Linked DNA regions of Mus musculus: region 2 is linked to region 1. A link is a loop called in an ENCODE intact Hi-C map of the cell type or tissue named here. Cell type or tissue: left cerebral cortex. All regions are shown on one strand. Each heading gives the region's core, and the rest is flanking DNA. Links, peaks and the distances in the headings are about the cores only.

Region 1 (8,115 bases), core at 2,166-4,665:
CAACACCTAGACCTTGGTCCCAAGTTTCTTTCTTTGCTCGTCTTCTGTCCATTTCACTGAGCTTAGGTACAGCGAAACCAAACTGCCTTCAAGTTCCATGTTCTAACCTTAAAATGTGGGTCATAAATATTTTATTCTTTTTTCTATAAAGTAGAAAACCTGAATTAAAAAATGTTGTTATTGTTGTGTGCATTCTTGTGTACGCATGCAAAGGCCAGAGCAGGGTATGCGGTGTTCTCCACAGCTCTGCTTTTAACTGACTGGATACAGGATCTCTTACTGAAATTGAAGCCTGCTGTTTCAACTCAATGACTGGCCACTAAGCACTGGGGTCCAGCTCTCTGCCTCCCAGTGCTGGTCACAGGTACACACGGTCAGGCCTGGCTTACTTGGTTTTCATTCGAGTAGTGGAGATTTGAACTCAGGTCCTCAGGTCTGCCTGCTTACACCATACCCGCTTTTATTCACTGAGCCACCCACCTCAAGTCTTTTGTCTATTTTTTAAAAAGTGAACTTTTCTGTTAGAAAGAAAAGACGTTGCCTCATCCAAGGTGTGCAGATGTAAACCTCTCCCCCCAAAACCCTGCATCTCTGGAAACCTTTATTTTGGTATCATAGAGTCACCTCCATATCTTATTCCCCCCAAATTAACTATTGAAAAGATCTGTAGCTAGCTGAAGATGTGTTAACTCATTTCCTCATGGGCATTTATGCCCTTAAATAACAGCATGGTGAGGAAGCTCTGGATGTGCATCTGTGTGTGCATAAGTCAGGGAATATGTGTATTTGTATGCACATGTGCTCCTGCACATGTGAAAATAAGCATTGTAAATGTGCACGGGGTGTCTGTGCATGTTGCATGTGTATATGCCTATGTGCAGATATGAGTATGCATGTGTGTATATGTGTTTGTGGGTGCTTGTGCATGTGTTGCGAATCTTATGGTATAGCCCAGGCTGGCCTCTCACTCATGATCCTCCTGCCTCAGACTTTTGAGTGCTAGGATTACAGATGTGGGTCACCATGCCTAGATGATCCTGACTTGATTAGTACAGAAGCCACAGTTGATATCTGTTGAGTTTCCACCGTGTTGGTTGAGCCTAGATTCACATCTTTTTGTCTCCAGGCGTCTTCACAATGCAGTTACTTAAGGGCATAAATGCACATGTGGAAATGTGTATGTGTGCCATGCACACAGGCATGCACACATGTACACAGACATCCACACAAACACACATATTCCCAGGCATTTACACATTTACACATGCACAGACAGAGACAGTCACATGTGTGTACACACATATACCTCCCACACACATGTGTGTGCTAAGGTGGGCACCTCTGTCATGATTGCATGGTTCAGTCAAAGATCTGTGGGCTTAAAATATGCAAACTGCCCTGAAATCTTGTACATAAGTTACATAAATACTAAGTTCAAATCCAGAAACTCAAAAACTAAGTGGAGAGGGATAGAAGAAAATCCATGGTGCATGGCTCAATATGGCCAAGACAGGACGTTCCAAAGCAGAGATTTTTAACCTTTGCAGAAGCCCAATCCAGAAAATCCCCTGACAGCTGTGCAGCAGGCATCCCTGGCAAGGCTGCATTTGAACAGTAGTTTCCGCAGGTTACAGTGGGCTGTACCACCCGGGAGACATGACAGATAAACACAAGGCTTGCCCAGCTTACTAAATGTTTAAGCATGTAGTTGTACACAAAGCAGAAATCAACACCTCGAGCAGATTTTCTGACGGACAGTGATGTGGTCAGTGCCAGAACAGAGATGCGATAAAACTCAGAAACAGCGCCATAGGGAAGACTCTGGCAGGCTGCCAGCTGCCCAGAACAGTCGTTCTCTGGTCTTCTCTCAGAGAGTCCCTCTAACTGCCGGTGACAGAAATGGGCAACTCTGAAAACTTTCTTCCTGTCTCCCATATAGAAGAGGCAGTGTTGGGAAGAATCCGAGGTTGTGGGGAACATGGCTCTCAGCAGGAAAAAAACCACCTTGCCTCTCTCCTTGTCTCTCTTCTACTTTTCTGCTCGGAACTCTAGCAAGATGGCTAGAGCCTCTCTGAAGGAGACAGTATAGACCAAGAGACTGCTGGTCTCTCAGCCTCCAGCTTAAGCCTCTGAGCTAGCGTAGCAGATGCATCCCTGAGCTTTGGCTAGATGAGAAAAACAAACCCTCACACATTTAGGAAACCTGCACTTTGAAAGAGGAACAAGGAAAAGGGTGACATGCTGCTTCTCTCTCTAAATGAACTTCAAATCAGGTCAAAGTGAGAACTTGTTCAACAGCACAATCCTGTATATAGTCAAGTGCAAAAATATGTCTCGAATATGCTGAACTTCTCATCCGTCTAAATTTGGAGGTAGATGGAGGCTTTAGGTAAACATCTGAAGGAAGACAGCCTGCAAGATTTACCAAATTAACTCCAAGTGCTGGCGAGAACTGCAGTTGGCTGACGAGGCTTCCCTTAAACACCCTCCAGCACATGGCGAGCCAGCTCTGCATGGCTGTTAGTCACAGGCAATAGTCCACCCAGTGTCTAGCATCATTCTGTATGTGGGCTCCCTTCTTGAGATGTTCTTATCACACAGGGACTTTTGAGGCAGGTTTTCAATAAAAAGATATGGTACCAGGTGGCTCAAGAATATTTTGAACAGCTCAAAGCCAGGAGTGCATCCCTCACCCCTTCCTTCTGGCCCCATCTCCCAACTTGACACACATTTGCCCCCTCCAGCTGACCTCTGGGTACATCCTACAAGTTTAGAATTGGGAACCAGTGGTTTTGAGTCCCAAGTCTGTCACCAATGAGATGTCCTGAAAGCTGGCCTCTACCTACCTCCTAGTCTAGGAAGAGCAAGGCAAGCTCTGACTCCCACCATGGTGAGACAGTAGTTGAATTAATGCTCTGAGCATGCTGTGTGGCAGGACAATTGGATAGCTGGTTGTCAGCCTAGAGGCATTTAAAACAGCTGGCCTAGTACCAACCGCTGCCCTACAATCCAGGACACGGAGTCCTGCTTAAAGCACCTTGTCCACTCCACACCCAGGAACTGTCATTGAGGGGTAGCCGTTACAGGTTCCATAGGCAAAGGCTTTTTGGTTTGTTTTTCCTCTACTTACAGTTCAAGGCTGTCAGGCAGGGACCCACAGCTGTACATACAACTATCTCCAAGTCTGAAATTCTGAAAATACATTTTAAAAAAGAGGGACTTGACTCATGGGATCACAAGACAGGCAAGTGAAAGGGTTAAAGCCAGTGAGAGTCCCCACCCCGTGCTATGGTGATTTTGGTGTCTTGGTTATAACTCCTATGTCAATTTCCTTCTTAAACCCTAAAATGTCTATTATCCTATATTTATACACTAATGAGGATCATAAAGATACATTTTCTGAGTCTCTCTCTCTCTCTCTCTCACACACACACACACTATATATATAAAGTGCATAAAATTGGCATACACAGCAGGGGTGGAGTTAGTGATGGCCATGTGCACGTTGGAGAGGTGACAGCCTGGGAGCATCCCAGTCCTGGAAGCTGGGCGCTCAGTCCAGGTCTGGCACTGAAGCTGCGTGCTCCCTGGAGAGTCGCTGGTATTGCAGGCACATTAGAAAGCCCAAGAAGCTGGAGTCTGGTAACATGCAGCACAAAAGCTGTACTTGTCTGGAAAGAAGAGGAAGACAGAGGGACCCTTTCTCTGCAGGTTTGATGGAAAGGTGCTGCCCATCCTGAGAATATGTCATTGCCCCACAGGTCAGTCCTCTCGGGAGACACCCTCACCTCACCAGTTCAGAATTCCTCCTTAATTCGGTTGAGTGGCTGACAAGGGCCAATTGTCACAGTGTGCAGAGACAATGTCTTAGACAATGTCTTAGCTAGCATTTGGAAATGTCTCTTTCATGGTTTGGTGGTTTGAATCTGCTTGTCCCAGGGAGGAGCACTATTAGGAGGTGTGGCCTTGTTGGAGTAGATGTGGAAGAAGTGTGTCACCGTGGTGGTGGGCTTTGAGACCTTCCTCTTAGCTGCCTGGGGGACAGTCCTTTCCTGGCTGCAGTTGGATCAAGATGCAGAACTCTCAGTTCCTTCTCCAGTGCTATGCCTGCCTGGACAATGCCATGCTTCCCCACCATGGTGATAATGGACTGAAGCTCTGAACCTGTAAGCCAGCCCCAGTTAAATGTTGGCCTGTACAAGAGTTGCTTTGGTCATGGTGTCTCTTCACAGCAATGGAAACCCTAACTAAGACACATGGGTTTCTTTTTTTTTTTTTTTTTTTTTTTGCTATGGTGATGGCTTTCTCATGATCCTTTCTTAGGCTCTCTTATCCCCTCCCACATTCCTTCCTTCAGCTGTGCAAACTCCTTACCATTCTAGCCGTGTTCCTGTGCAGCCTAACTCACGGCTGCTCTGTGTATCATTCCACATCTTTCTCCTGATCTGTCTGCTGCAAGTCTCTGGATCTGGCAGCTGAGGGAAGGCAGGATGACAGCTGGGCAGGCTACCACAGAAGGAACCTGGTGGACCATGATGGCTAAGCAGAGCCAGGTCCCTACTCTGCCTAGGTGGAATGTGGGGGTGGATGCACCCACCCTGGTCTTTCAGATATTTACACAGGCGAGTGGCAGGCTGGGAGAAGAGCCCGGTGTTCATTTTGTGCCATTGTTCCGGGCCTGCCAGAGTGCTTCTCCGCTGCCACTGCCACGTGTTGCGCAGCCCTGGTCCTCTCCATCTTGTAGACCACCAGGAGAAGTAGAGAAGCTTTACTGATCCTTGGACCTAAGCTGTATATATATTACTGGGACGGACAGCTATACCAAACTCTTCTAACCGCTGAACAAGGCTGCTCTCTCAATACAGGCTGGGGCTCAGAGCAAGTGACAACCCTGCTGCCTCTGGACAGGGCCAGAAAGAGTTAACTTTCTGCATTAGCTGCAATCCATTTTAGAGCAGTCACAACAGCAAGGCAAGGCAAGGCAAGGCAAAGACTTCCTGGCTTTAATGAGCAGTTCAGCCCATCAGGAGTCTGACCCTTAGCGGCTCATGCTGCATTGCACAGAGAGCCAACCCCACGGAGACTTAATTCACCCTAGAAAACGTATTCCTCAGCAAAATAATAACACCTCTGCCTAACCAGATAAGAGCCCCACACAGATATCTATCTGATAAGCCCTAAATAACTAGGGCACAATAACACTGACATGATGTCTGAGTAGAACCCTCTACAACTGCAGCCCCCCCCCCCCCCACACACACACATACAATGCCTTCGGGCAGGTGGTTTAGCTGGTTGTAGCTATCTATACTAGAGTATCTAATAAACTCTAGTCCCGTCTTTTTGTGTTGTCTTGTCTTGAATTCTTTTACCACCTACAGTCACTGGCCTGTCGTCACAGTTCCCACGCAGCATAACCCATCCAAGATGAGATAGGCTGATGGGTCATGCCTAAGCACAATTAGATCTTGGTCAAAAGGACAATCACATTGAGTTTCCCTTTAACTGGATTAGAAGGAGAAAAACAGGCTGGACAGCAGAGGATGTGACCAGCCAAAGAAATCTGACTGGAGTGTGCTCATGTTCAGGACACAGTATGCTGCCATCAAATATGTCACCCTCTTTCTCACCTCATACACTTGGCCATCAGAGGAGCAAGCTCACACCCTTGAAAGCAGGAGACAGGGGGCTGAAGAGACAGCTCAGGGGTTCAGAGCACTGGCTACTCATGCTGAGGATCTGGGTTCAGTTCCTGGCACCTACATGGTGGTCTAAAAGCACCCGTAACTACAGTGGCAGGATCTAAACCCCTCTTCTGGCCTCTGTGTGTATCAGGTATGCGAGTGGTACATATATGTGCATGTAGGCAACCATAACACAAAATAAAAATTGAGAGAGTTCTCACAGAAAACGAGCAAGTGCCCTGCTTGTCACGGAACCTGCACGAAGCTTGCGGTGCTTGCCTTTCTTCCTGGTCCTTTCTCCTCTCCACCCACCACGGGAGGCCTCTTGCCTTTGTCCCACTTTCATAGCTGGTAACAGTTTGTCAGGTTTCCATCAAATGCATCGCTAGTCTTCATTTTCTTATGAGAGCTCCCCTGTCCCGTAAGACTCACTGCATCTGCCCATAGGCTTCTGATCATTCTTAGGTAGATGGCGCCAGGGTTTAGGTCCTGCAATTAACCCTAAGAGAATAAAGGTGACCACCCCTGCATCCCCCTCATCCCCGGCCCCACACACAGGGGACTCCAGCAGGAAACTGAAATGAAGCAAAGAGGAATTCTAATGTGCGAATTTTACTTCCTGAATTCACTTTTATGTCATCTATGCTGCCCCTCCCCCACAGCCCCTGTCACTATTGCTGACCACTCTGTCCAGGGGCTGTGTGCTGGGATAGGGTTACATAAGCAGGGCTGACACTAAAAGAGTACTTTCAGAATAGCAGAGACTCAAAGGCGACCACTGCCAGGAACCACCGGCCAGGGTCATTCTTCTCATGCTGGCTCCACAGGACTACAAAAGAGGCCCCAGTTTTGTGCCTCATTAGCTTCGAGAAGGGCCACTAACAAAGAAACCCACATGTCATTAATTCATTGGCCTGGACCTTAATGACCCAACTGGCCAGATAGTTTTGTCACGCTTGGATCCTGAATGATGACATCTAGATGCAGAGTGAATGCATTGGCCCCAAACATCAACTGCACGCCCACCACTGACCAATGCTCACTGCAGGAGCATCCGTGGAGAATGGCTGACTGCACTTGGCATGAGTCACTGTTCAGAAGGAGGTCGCCAAAGGAGAAAAAGAAAAAGGCAGCGGTACAAAGCCACCACTGACCTGGATGGCTGACAACCACAAGACTGCAGAAGGCTGAAGCCCTGAGGGATCTGAGGTTAGACCCAGCCACCAGGAAGGGACAGCTGACAACCTGTGGAGTGGCTCTGTGTCTTGCTCAGTACACTTCTCCCCAAGGATTTTTAGGGAGGGATCTGAAGCAGCCTGCCCTGAATATGATGTCCCTCATGAGGAAAACTGCAAAGTGAGGGGCCAACGAACAAAAAATTCAAGAGGAACAAAAGCTGCTCTGAGGATCTAGAGAACGTACGAAAGCTGGGCCCAACATCTCCAGAGGTTCCCACACAGCCCCCTGGGCGGGCAGTCTCAGAAGTAGTGCTTCTAAGTTCCCAGGTAACACTGAAGCAGCTGGCCTATGGACACACAGGAACACTGCTCCAACCAACAAAACTATCATTTGTTTCTTGGGCTGCTTATCTGCTTTATCATTCTAGCTAATTATCTAGTTAATGAATTAACTTATTTATACAGTTTCATATATTCTAGGCTAGCCTTGAACTGACTACATGGCTACAGGTTACCTTGAACTGGCCATGTTCCAACTTTTGGTTGTGAGCCCAGCCTTTAGTGGTTGAGTCATCTCTCCAGCCCATGTTCCAACTTTGATATGCTAGGATTGCATGTGTGTACCATGTAGGCTGCCTGGTTTTTGATACCCTGTGTCCCTAATATTTTCCTAAGGCATAATGGCCTGTTTCCCAGTAAATCCAAATTTGGGGGAATTTACTAGTTTTAAAACCTTATACGTGTTTTTGTTTTTGAGACAGTTTTTCAACTGTCTAGCCCTGGCTGTCCTGGAACTCACTTTGTAGACCAGGCTGGCCTCGAACGCAGAGATTCACCTGTCTCTGCTTCCCATGTGCTAGGATTAAAGGCGTGCACCACCAGATCTAGTTAGATCCTCTAAGATTATACATTTTCTAAAAATTCAGACTGCTCAGTAGAGATCCAGCCTTCCCTTCTGTCCACCTCAGGCTCTGTCTGCTCAACCTCTCAATGCCGCTTTCTGGCATTTTATATAACCCAGCCTCCTTCTGCGCTTCTCCGTTTTCCTATATTTTCTCACTACGAGTTCAGCAGAACAAAGTCTCAACATAATAAGGAGTGGGATGATATCCGGCTTCCCTACCTTCTGAAAGAGTAAATACAGACCTAACCCTATCCCCTCTACCCCCACCCCGAAATCCACATGGAACCCACAATTCCTGTCTATTAGGACAGGACAGCTGCATTTAATTCCTGATTAATCTTGGTCCCCC
Region 2 (2,500 bases), core at 1-2,500, 250 kb after region 1:
GAGCAGTTGTTTTCGACTTAGGGTGAATTTACCCTCAGAAACATTTGATAATGGCTGAATTCATTTTGGTTGCAATAAATACTACAATTTCTCAGAGCTAGGAATTTACCGCTTTGATATTGCTTTATCATTGACCGTGGATGCCTATGAAATTAAGCCAGCCAGGAGGTACTAAATTTCGAACTTTACCCATAGCTAACTGCAAACAGGTTCTAAGCAAGGAATCAGGACCGGATGAAACATTTCTTGGTAAACACTTGCAAAACTCACTGCGGGGAAGAAATGGGAGAAAATAACTTTGAAAACAACCAGTCGAGATGGGATTTTTACCCCCAAAGCAAGGCAAGAAGTAGAAACAGTGTTTAGTGATTGATTAGCTTTGGGTCGTAGCTGTTCCAGAAACTGTTAGTGGGTTCATTTAAGGTGCGTGATCCCCGTGTCTCTAATCTGGTCTGCTTCCGTGAGCAGCCCTGTCTAATGCCACCTGGCTTTCTCAGCTATTTATAGAGCAATGACACCAGCTAAGAGGAAGACAAGAAAGGCGTGAGGCTTTCCTTGCTCAGCCGTTCTATCCTGCTTCTAATTCTGTTTCTGTTTGGATGGCGATGTTTGCTTGCTTGCTTGCTTGCTTGCTTGCTTGCTTGCTTGCTTGCTTGCTTGCTTGCTTGCTTGCTTGCTGTTTTTGTCTCTTGAGCAAGAGACAACTTACTACTCAAATACAGTATTCAAGACATACAGGGGACCACACACCTCCATGCCTCCGCGCCTCTGTGCCCTTCTGCACGCAAACGTGCACCACAGGCCATCCAGCATATTTTTATCACGGGAAAAGCTGTCTCCTCACACCCAAACTCACGCTCTTTCTTGAGAATGGCACAGTGCTCCTTGGTCTCAGGCTCAGTTATCCCATCTTCAGGAGTGTAGCGAGGCTGGGGGTGGAAGACAGAGAAGGCAGCTGAGGAGATGAGGAGAGAGGTGCCTTACAGACAGCTCGGTCAAGAGCCAAGATAACCTGTGCAGGAAGGAGCCACAGCAACACTGTGGTCCCTGTACCTGCTATTTTGGGAGATGTGCTAGACTGAATAAGCAGAACTAGTGGCTCTAAGTAGAGGCTTGTTTTTTTCTCGCCAGGAGTGGGCCGGCTCCATATGTGTCTCCCTGTCTGTGTCTGCCTCTGCTGCTGTCACCTTTGCAGCTCTTCAGGGAGCTGAAAGCTGCCTCGGGGAAATGGAGACTTGTTGGGGTGTGACCCAGTGAGCCAGAGAGAGGCAGAACATACATCAGCATTCTTTGCCTGCCCAACCTGTGCCTAGGGTTCCCACTGGAGTTCCCAGACATCTCTGAGAATGTCAAGAAATTCTATGACTTTCTCAACGTGCTTACTTGTATAATTAAGTAAACTACCATAAATTGGGAGGAATAAGTGTTTGTTGACGTTTAGTAAGGGACTATCTCACTTGTAGGCCAAGACTTGGCTGAATCCCATAGTCAAACCCACAATATAGGGACAGAATAATTGGGATATCTTGTCTGATCTAGGTGGGCAGCTTGTACCATTATCAATTGGCCCTGAAATTATTGTGGGGTCTTTTTGTGAATTGAGAATTTGTTGATATACAAATCTGACTGATTAATTATAAGTTTCTAGAGTTTTGCCTTACTGGATTACTGGAAGGTGGGACCACTGACCACAGGGAGACTATGGCTGAGAGGGTACGGGCAGCACTAAGGCAGCGAACAGGAGCTGGGAAGACTACAATTGGTCGCTGCATAGGGCTAGCCATGGAGGCACTGGAGTTGACAGGCATACAGTAGCTGGATTGACCTCGGGAATTTGGCGGTTCTTTTTTAATATTTCCCCCAACAATATGCAACCTCTGTTTCTGAAACTCAGGAACTGACATGCTGTCGGCTTGTATAAGATGTTCAAGTAGCTATCAATAAGTTGGCTAGATAATAAACTGGTGTAGTAGCTATTCCTGGTTGTCAACTGGATTATATTTGGAATGAACTACAATCCAGAATTAGAAGGCTCACCAGTGGCCCTTATCTGGAGGCTGAGAGATAGAAGTTTCTGATCTGGATCTTGGTATGGAGATCTTGAAGCATAGTGGCTATGGATTCCAGAAGATTAAGACAGGGAGATCTCCGAGTTCAAGGTCATTTGGAATTAAAGGTGTGGTGGCACCTGAATGGTCTAGAACTGACTATGTAGACCACACTGGCCTCTAAGTCACTAAGATCTGTCTGGCTCTCTTTCTCTAATGTGGGCAGTAGATCTGTTTACCACAATGACTGATCTAAATGACCTTGAACTAACTCTCTCTCTCTCTCTCTCTCTCTCTCTCTCTCTCTCTGTGTGTGTGTGTGTGTGTGTGTGTGTGTGTGGAGAGAGAGAGAGAGAGAGAGAGAGAGAGAGAGAGAGAGAGAGAGAGAGAGCTGAGGAATTGAACTCTAAGCCTTATACATATAAGACAAGTAGTCTTGCCTTTGAGTCTAA

Evidence for each region. A loop is a pair of places that touch in the nucleus more often than their neighbours do. Peaks named below come from ENCODE experiments on the same cell type or tissue, not always from the same donor. Only the 100,000 strongest peaks of a DNase experiment are listed, where the experiment ranks them.
Region 2: it touches region 1 in a loop (9-fold over the local background); 2 of 42 quality-filtered maps call a loop at or near these places.

The regions. Positions count from the first base shown.
Region 1 is chr13:96,927,275-96,935,389 of GRCm38, reverse strand. The region is part of intron 1 of Gcnt4 (glucosaminyl (N-acetyl) transferase 4, core 2 (beta-1,6-N-acetylglucosaminyltransferase)); the gene reads right to left. Among named protein-coding and RNA genes, the nearest start is that of Gcnt4, 6.6 kb to the right of the region's middle. In left cerebral cortex, for the core only: no CTCF peak of the experiment used is centred there; DNase peaks (open chromatin) are centred at 2,451, 3,282, 3,563 and 4,423; H3K27ac peaks cover 1,616 bases.
Region 2 is chr13:96,683,555-96,686,054 of GRCm38, reverse strand. No RefSeq gene overlaps it. Among named protein-coding and RNA genes, the nearest start is that of Gm33171, 13 kb to the left of the region's middle. In left cerebral cortex, for the core only: no CTCF peak of the experiment used is centred there; a DNase peak (open chromatin) is centred at 1,064.